Linked DNA regions of Homo sapiens: region 1 is linked to region 2. Evidence: read pairs that join two places in POLR2A ChIA-PET (ENCODE). Cell type or tissue: B cell. All regions are shown on one strand. Links, peaks and the distances in the headings refer to the core of each region. The heading gives the core; the rest is flanking DNA. Region 1 overlaps DNAAF9 (dynein axonemal assembly factor 9). Region 2 overlaps AVP (arginine vasopressin).

Region 1 (4,380 bases), core at 72-4,071, 180 kb before region 2:
GATTGCACCACTGCACTCCAGCCTGGCGACAGAGCGAGACTCCGTCTCAAGAAAAAAAAAAAAGAGATTGACAGTCCTAATTAATCTAGGTCTTTTCTGTGTGTTTTCAAAGGAATGAAGACATTGAGCTGATTCTCTCAGAAAACAGTTTTTCAAGTCCTGAGATGCTACGATCTCGATATTTAATGTATCCTGGCTGGCAAGTATCATCATTGAAAAATAACTAAGATTTTTTTGTAAACCCAATGATTTATTTATTTACAGAAAAAAAAAAAGAGAGAAGGTGAAAATACCAGATGTGCTTTGCAAGGGTGACACATGGCAGCTGGCACGGCCTGCCTGTCCGGCAGCTGCTGGCCTTGCCAGGAGCCCAGTGCTCCACCTCTTGGGCTCCAAACTGCGAGCCTTCTTAGATGTTTCAATTTAGGGAATCATCCTGTAGGCAGCAAGCACCGCTGTGCCCTGTGTTCCTCCAGCCCCTACTGAGGGCAAAGTGCCTGGCACAGAACCAAGGAGCTATAACTTTCCCAGGTGAGACTCGCTTCTGACAATACCGTCAGTCAGTCCTCTAGGGTTCCCATCTGCTGGGTTCCCTGCTCATATGGCCCAGGGAATGTTCTCTGTAGGATGCTGCACAGCCTGTGGACCTCTCCAGAGGAGAAGAGGACAAAGGAGAGAGTGTGCTGCAAAGTTACTGTAATCATACTAATACCAACACGCTGGAACATTTACTGTGTGTGCTAGCTATTGTTCAAAGACTCCACTCTCTATATGGCAGCTCCTAGCCACATGGCTATTTAATGAAATGTAAATTAATAAAAATCAAAATTTATAATTCAGTCTTTCAGCCACACAGCCACATTTCAAGTGCTTCATAGCTTCCTGTGGCTGGCAGCTACCGTGTCCAACAGTGCAGATCTAGAACATTTCCATTGCCCCAGAAGGCTCTGTTGAACAGTGCTGTTGTGAGAGCTTTGTTTGTGTTGTCTCATTTACACCAATCCTGTGAAGTGGATTCCGTTATTTTATCATTTTACAGATAAGGTACCAGGGGCAGCAAAGAGTTAATGACTTGACAATTTATAGCTTAGTAGATGAAAGAACTGGATTTCAAACCCAGGTTGAATGGCTCAGAGCTTTTTCTCTTAGGCATCGTGCTACACTTATTCCTGTATAGCATGGACAATTTGTTTCTGCTCTGTTGAAGGTTTAGGGGAAGACATTGTTAAAGCTTGGCCAGAATTAATCTCTCATGTTTATTTGGATTATCTTTGTTATTCTTACTCACTTTTCCCAAGCACCTCTCTACATCCTCCATACCACCCCTTACACCACCAACTTTTTTCGTAACAAAAAATGATCTGGCCAGGCTTGGTGGCTCACGCCTGTAATCCCAGCACTTTGGGATGCCGAGGCGGGCAGATCACAAGGTCAGAAGATCGAGACCATCCTGGCTAACGTGGTGAAACCCCATCTCTACTGAAAATACAAAAAATTAGCCAGGTGTGGTGGTGGATGCCTGTAGTCCCAGCTACTTGGGAGGCTGAGGCAGGAGAATGGTGTGAAGCTGGGAGGTGGAGCTTGCAGTGAGCTGAGATCACGCCACTGCACTCCAGCTTGGGCGACAGAGCGAGACTCCGTCTCAAAAAAAAAAAAAAAAAAAAAAAAAAAGATCTGCTATGCTGTAAAAAACAAAACCAAAAAAATCCCAGAGGGTCAGTATGTAAAATTAAATGTTTTCAGGCATATTCTTAGAAGGAATCTCTGATTTGAATCATGTCATACTTAAACAGTGAGTAAGTGGGTCATTTCTTATGTCTGAACAAGATAATGATATCTTAGCTAAAAATAAACAAATGGAGCTTCTGGGGGAACCTTCTTTCCAGTGGCTACAGCCACTGACTCTCTTGCTGCCTGAACCTCTGGGTCATGAGGCTCCTGTAATCACCACCAGGTGCCTAGAGAAGTGCTGTTCTCCAGTCCTTACTGACTCATACACAAGAAGCTAGCTCAGGGCCCAGACACCTGGAGGCAGACTAATCCAGGAGAGAGTAGGGTAAGAGGGGCCCATTAGAAGACTGTGAATCTGGCCGGATGTGGTGGCTCACACCTGTAATCCCAGCACTTTGGGAGGCCAAGGCAGGTGGACCATGAGGTCAGGAGTTCGAGATCAGCCTGGCCAACATGGTGAAACCCCGTCTCTATTAAAAATACAAAAGTTAGCCGGGCATGGTGGCAGGCACCTGTAGTCCCAGCTACTTGGGAGGCTGAGGCAGGAGAATGGCGTGAACCCGGGAGGCGAAGCTTGCAGCAAGCCAAGATCGCACCACTGCACTCCAGCCTGGGCAACAAGAGCAAAACTCCGTGTCAAAAAAAAAAAAAAAAAAAGAATGTGAACTTTTTCCTCATCAGGAAGATCAGTCCTTATAGAGAATCAGAGATGGAGGGACCCCAAAATTCTCTTTCAGGCCCCCTCCTAAGTCCATTTCTAGGAATCAGATAATTTCATCTTTAACAAGATGGCAGTCATCAGTCTCCTACTCATCTCTATATATTACTCCCCTCTCACGTGGGTCAGAGCCACCACCTCAGAGTGAATGGGCTTTAGTTCCAGGATATGCTCCGCTCTGTGCTGTGCACACATTCTCTGCCACTTCCCTCCCACATCCTTCTCTGTTCGCATCCACCCTCCTTCCACATTTTCTGGTAGAACAGCTTGTTTCTAGTTTGGGCAGAAACCTTGCTGCCTTCCCTTAGCCCCTGCAAATTCCCCTAAGGATTCAGGTACCACAGAAGCCAGAGGCCAGAGAAACCCCCAGTCTCCAAAATGACTTGTTTGGATGGGGAGAAGACAGGTCAGTCTTGCAAAAATCTTATGCCTACTACCTTCTTTAAAGAAATTAAGAAGAATAAGATACTTTCAACAATTTAAAATTAAAATTGCAGTGCTGTTTTAAAATAAAGGAAACAGGGGCAGGTGCGGTGGCTCACACCTGTAATCCCAGCACTTTGGGAGGCCAAGGTGGGTGGATCACGAGGTCAGGAGTTCAAGACCAGCCTGGCCAACATGGTGAAACCCCATCTCTATTAAAAATACAAAAATTAGCTGGGCGTGGTGGTGGGCACCTGTAATCCCAGCTACTCGGGAGGCTGAGGGGGAGAATTGCTTGAACCTGGGAGGTGGAGGTTGCAGTGAGCCGAGATCGTGCCACTGCGCTCCAGCCTGGGTGACAGAGCAAGACACCATCTCAAAAAAATAAAATAAAATTAATTAATTAATTAATTAAAATAAAGGAAACAGGCTAGGCACAGTGACTCATGGCTATAATCCCAGCACCTTGGGAGGCTGTGGAGGGAGGATCACTTGAGGCCAGGAGTTCAAGACCAGCCTGGGCAGCATAGTGAGACCTTGTCTCTAATAAAAAATCAAAAGTAGTTGGGCATGGTGGCATGTGTCGTAGCAACTACTCAAGAAGCTGAGGTGGGAGGATCACTTGAGCCTGAGATGTCAAGGCTGTAATGAGCTATGATCACACCACTGCACTCCAGCCTGAGCAACAGAGCAAGACCCTGTCTCAAAGAAAATAGAGCAGAGATGCCCCAGTTCCTTCTGTGACAGGTGTACACATCTATATGTACAACCTGTTATGCTGCCTGCAACAAAATGGCGGGGCATAGTTGGAGCCCTTAAAGAAATGGGAGCAAGACCGGCTATGGTGGCTTACACCTGTAATCCTAGCACTTTGGGAAGTTGAGGTGGGCAGATCACTTGAGGCCAGGAGTTTGAGACCAGCCTGGCCAACATGGCAAAACCTCGTCTCTACAAACAATACAAAAATTAGCTGGGTGTGGTGGCGCACACGCCTGTGATCCCAGCTACTCAGGAGGCTGAGGCAGGAGAATTGCTTGAACCCAGGAGGCGGAGATAGCAGGGAGCCAAGATCGCACCACTGCACTCCAGCCTGGGAAACAGAGGGAGACCTTGTCTCAAAAAAAAAGAGAGAGAAATGGGAGGGCATCCTGAGCAAGAGCCCCCCACCGTACCAGGAAGGACCCCCAAACTCAGATGGGGACTGGGAGGCTTCAGAGGTACACAGGGTCTTTGACATCAAGGAACTGCTAGTCTAAGGTTAGGTAAAACCTTCATCCTCAGCTCCTGATTTAACTGGGCAGTCATGCTTCCCAGTCTCAAAATGAAAGAGGCATATACATATTTAAACAAGTTTTTGTGTGCAAAATGGCATAGATGTAAGGGAGAATTCAAATATTTGTACTTAAAATTTTTTTTTTTGAGACGGAGTCTTGCTCTGTCGCCCAGGCCGGACTGCGGACTGCAGTGGCGCAATCTCGCCTCACTGCAAGCTCCGCTTCCCGGGTTCA
Region 2 (4,364 bases), core at 1-4,000:
TCAGGGGCTAGGAAAGAGGGAAGTCATGGGTGGTGGTAGCCTTTAGGGGAAGTTCGGGGGAGGAAGAGGGAGGCATGGCATGGCTGGGCAGAGGAGCCAATGGGGTGGGCCAGAGGGGACCAGGCTTTGGAGGAGGCTGGGAGAGGCTGAAGGCGCTCCTGGTCACTGTCGCCATCCAGACAGGGATGCAGGGAAATGAGGGATGCTTCCCCGGTGACTGGGCTTGGGGCTGGATAGGGAGAACGGGGCATCATGGCCTCCCCTGTGCCCATGGCGTTCTTGCATCTGGACTGGCTGGGGCAGCAGAGGCTCCATCCTACCTAGCATTGGAGGCTTTCCTCATCCAGCCCCAGCCTCCCAGCCACAGGCGCCCAGGCCCCCACACAGAAGATGGCCACTGGTCTGAGCGCGCTTGAGTGGGGCATCCTGTGGGGAAGTTCTGCTGGGAACCTGGCCTAATTCTATAGTGCTGGACGTTTCCTCCATTTCCAGCAGAGCTGAAGGAAATCCAATCACGATGTGCATGCAATTCTGTCCAGGCTCAATGATGAGCCCTTGAGCAAATTAGACCACACCAGGCTCAGCTAAAAGTCTAATGCGCTATCCATTGCGCCAGAGAACCGGCTGTTGAGCAGATGAGAGTGGCCGCTCGGCAACCCCCGCAGCCTCTCTTCCTCCTGCTAGGCTCCTTTAGGGTCCTGAGGCACCTGGGTGTCCGTGCTCGCCTCTAGGTCTCAGGCCCCTGCCACCCACCTGATAGGTCATAGGTGGCTGAGCAGGGGTCAGGGCTCCAGCTGAGGCCGACAAGCTTGGCGGGGGCCAGGGGCAAGGCAAGAGAGGAGACAGGAAATGGGAAGGGCCGGGGTTCTGGATGGGTAGGGCCTCTCCGCATGGTGTAGTGGGGAAGGGGGTGGGCCCGGGCTCAAGCCGCAGCAGGGCGAGGAGGAAGGAGGAAGGGTCTGGAGTGGTGGAGGGTGGGGCAGCTGCAACAGTGGCGCCCACCAGCGATGACCCCGAGGCTCGAGGAAGGGTTCCCCACGCTGTAGTCCACGGGAGACCCGTCCCTAGCTGAGGGTGAGGACGCTGAGGGCTGTCACCGAGAGGTCATCCAAGAAACCAAGGTGCCGAGCAGATCTGGACGCCCCGCCCGTGACCGCGGTCGAGGCCCAGTGGCGCCCGAGCGTGCCTGCAGCCGCAGCCCCGGTGTCCCGCCCGCACTCCGAGCCCTGGACCCCAGCATCCCCGCCTCGCTGCGTTCCCCTCCAACCCCTCGACTCCCGGCTCCCCTCCTCCCGCTCACCCCGCCCGTCCCCGCAGTGCCTCCCCTGCGGCCCCGGGGGCAAAGGCCGCTGCTTCGGGCCCAGCATCTGCTGCGCGGACGAGCTGGGCTGCTTCGTGGGCACGGCTGAGGCGCTGCGCTGCCAGGAGGAGAACTACCTGCCGTCGCCCTGCCAGTCCGGCCAGAAGGCGTGCGGGAGCGGGGGCCGCTGCGCCGCCTTCGGCGTTTGCTGCAACGACGGTGCGCGGCGGGGGCGGGCCTGGGGCTGGGGGGGGCGCAGACCGCTTGGGTGGGGGGGACGCGGGCCTGCGGCGGGGTGGGGGCTGCGTCGGGCCCGGCAGGGAGGGTGTGGGCCCCCCGCACCCCGAGCTGCGCCCGCCCCAGGGCGCCCGTGCTCACACGTCCTCCCGGCAGAGAGCTGCGTGACCGAGCCCGAGTGCCGCGAGGGCTTTCACCGCCGCGCCCGCGCCAGCGACCGGAGCAACGCCACGCAGCTGGACGGGCCGGCCGGGGCCTTGCTGCTGCGGCTGGTGCAGCTGGCCGGGGCGCCCGAGCCCTTCGAGCCCGCCCAGCCCGACGCCTACTGAGCCCCGCGCTCGCCCCACCGGCGCGCTCTTCGCGCCCGCCCCTGCAGCACGGACAATAAACCTCCGCCAATGCACGGCCTCGCGTCTGTCTCAGTCTCTGGCGGGAAGAGGGAAAGGGAGAGAGGTGGGAGCGCGGACCCCCGCCACCACGCCCACCGGCCAGTCCCCGGACCTGAGGTCGTGGGCAGATCCACCCCAGAGAAGCAACAGGTCCCGTAGAGGAAGCGATCTGGGACCCGCAGAGGTGTCGCTAGACCGAGGGACAGGGCGAATTGGGAGGCAGGGGAGGGGGAGACCAGAGGCCGAGAGTGGCCTTGGAGGGGGTGGGTTGAGGATCCTCCGGCAGAGGGAAAGAAGTAAAGGCAGAGAGGGAAAGGCCTGGAGGACAAGACAGCAAGAGACCCAGAGACAGAGACAGCAGAATGTTGGAGAGAGATGCAGAGACATTGACAGTGACGGAGAGAAGAGTGAGAGAGGCAGAGGGGACAGGCCGAGGGGTGACCATTCTGTCCCCATTTTCATCCCAGGAGACTGAAACACAAACCGCTCAGGGACCCACCCTGGTCCCGGGATTCCCAGTGCAATGTCTGATTCACCCAAGGCAGTGCTCGTGTGTAGTGGCGGTGGGGACATCACTGTCTGTCCAGTGCACCCACCATTAGGGCCCCTCAGCCAGAGTGGGGGACCCCTAACAGATACAGCCCCACACAACCCCAAGCACGCTTGGACAGAAACAGACAAGAAAATAACTGCTAAGAACGTGTCCGCAACCCTTGACCACAACCACAGAGACCCTGAGCCCCACATTCAGAGCCACAGACACCCAGAGAAACACAGACACAGCCGACACGAGGATGGGCAGGAGCATGTATGTACAGGCTCACACAAGCAGGAGTGCACTCACATTAGCTCCCAGACATGAAGACCTTCCGCCCTTTGACATGAGCCCCTTTGGCGAAAAGACGTCCAGCAGTGCTCGGCCTCTTCCTCTGCATCCCTTGGGTTCTCTCACCCCCTTCTTGAACCTGAGGCCTTTCTGGTCCCATCTGCCCCTTTCTCTCCTTTGTCTCTCACTCTGCTCTCGCCTCCCTGTTCTGCCAGCTCCTGGGCCCCCTCTTGCCTCTCTCCTTGGCCCCTCCACCCCTCCCCTTCTGTCCCCTCACCCCCTCTGCCACCTCCCATCCTTCTCTCTCTTGGCCTCCTCTTTTCTCTGCATCCTCTCCTTGGGCTTCCTGCTCCAGGTCTTGGAGCCACAAGAGGCTGCATCTCCTTCGGGATCCTCCGCAAACTCTGAGGTCAGGAGGGAGTGCAGGAGGAGGGAAGTCCGCCTGGGCCCTGACCCCAATGCCCAGGCTTACGGCCAAGCCTGGTGACTCAAGCAGCCCAGCCTCAGCAGCCCTGGGCAGAGTCCAGGCACATGTCAAGGTCAGGCTCTCTTCCACACTCCCAGGGCTCCCCTTGGCTCTCACCCCTGACCTGGTTCTGGGCTCCTCTGCCAGGCAGTGCCCGGCACGACTGGGTCTAGCCAGTGGGGACAGGGACCATGCAGGCTTGGGTCACTGCCATGACCTCCTGCTCCTGTTTCATGTTGTCCACTCAGGGCCATCCCCCATCTGGCTGGGGCTAGAGCAGGACCAAACCTAATAGGAATTTATTAACTCTTCCAGACTGGGAAATAGGAAGAGGCAGGTGGCTTGGCTGCACTGAATTCAATCCAAAGTGTTAGTGTCTGGACTTGGGGACAGTTTTAGAATGAGGTCCAGGAACTTCCTCTTCCTAAATACAGATTCAGAGACTCCTTTCCCTCCACTTGTCTTTGTCAAAACAATCAGGCTACTATTTCTTGGAAGGGGTGACGAATGTCTGCCCACCCCCAATTTGCCCAAATGTCCACCTCCCTGTACAGTCTTTCACTCTTTCTCCCTCTCCTTGAGTCCCCTGGCCCAGCTACAGAGCCATTTAGCAAGGAGAGGTCTGCCCTTGTCTGCTCAGTCTCTACAGGGCAAATGGGCTGCGGCAAACCCACCACAAGGGGCAAAGCAGTGTCCAAGCCTCCACATCTGCTGTTTCATAAAAATGGTAACATCGGCAATCTCTTTTTAATTTTTATTTTTATTTATTTATTTTTCAGCATCTACATTAAGGACACAGCAGTGTCTCTTGTTAAAGAACTTCTTGGCCAGGTGTGGTGGTTCATGCCTGTAATTCCAGCACTTTGGGAGGCTGAGGCAGGAGGATTGGCTGAGGTCAGGAGTTTGAAAACCTGTGTCTACTAAAAATACAAAAAGTAGCTGGGCATGGTGGTGTGCACCTGTAGTCCCAGCTACTCGGGAGGCTGAGACAGGAGAATTGCTTGATCCCGGGAGGCGGAGGTTGCAGTGAGCTGAGATAGTGCCATATATATGTGAATCTATTTCTGAACTCTCCAATCTGTTCCAGTGATCTTTTTTTTTTTTTTTTTAGACAGAGTCTCACTCTGTTGCACAGTCTGGAGTGCA

The links. Peaks named below come from ENCODE experiments on the same cell type or tissue, not always from the same donor. Only the 100,000 strongest peaks of a DNase experiment are listed, where the experiment ranks them.
Region 1: POLR2A ChIA-PET joins it to region 2 with 7 read pairs; 3 of 35 experiments call an interaction of 5 or more read pairs at or near these places.

The regions. Positions count from the first base shown.
Region 1 is chr20:3,260,257-3,264,636 of GRCh38, reverse strand. DNAAF9 (dynein axonemal assembly factor 9) reads left to right here. Exons shown (of 37, transcript NM_001009984.3): 31 at 113-199. Among named protein-coding and RNA genes, the nearest start is that of SLC4A11, 23 kb to the right of the region's middle. In B cell, for the core only: no CTCF peak of the experiment used is centred there; no DNase peak of the experiment used is centred there.
Region 2 is chr20:3,080,132-3,084,495 of GRCh38, reverse strand. It overlaps AVP (arginine vasopressin), which reads left to right. Exons shown (of 3, transcript NM_000490.5): 2 at 1,318-1,519; 3 at 1,694-1,940. The coding sequence ends at 1,866. Among named protein-coding and RNA genes, the nearest start is that of AVP, 2.4 kb to the left of the region's middle. In B cell, for the core only: no CTCF peak of the experiment used is centred there; DNase peaks (open chromatin) are centred at 697, 915, 1,135 and 1,965; H3K4me3 peaks cover 1,167 bases; H3K27me3 peaks cover 3,263 bases.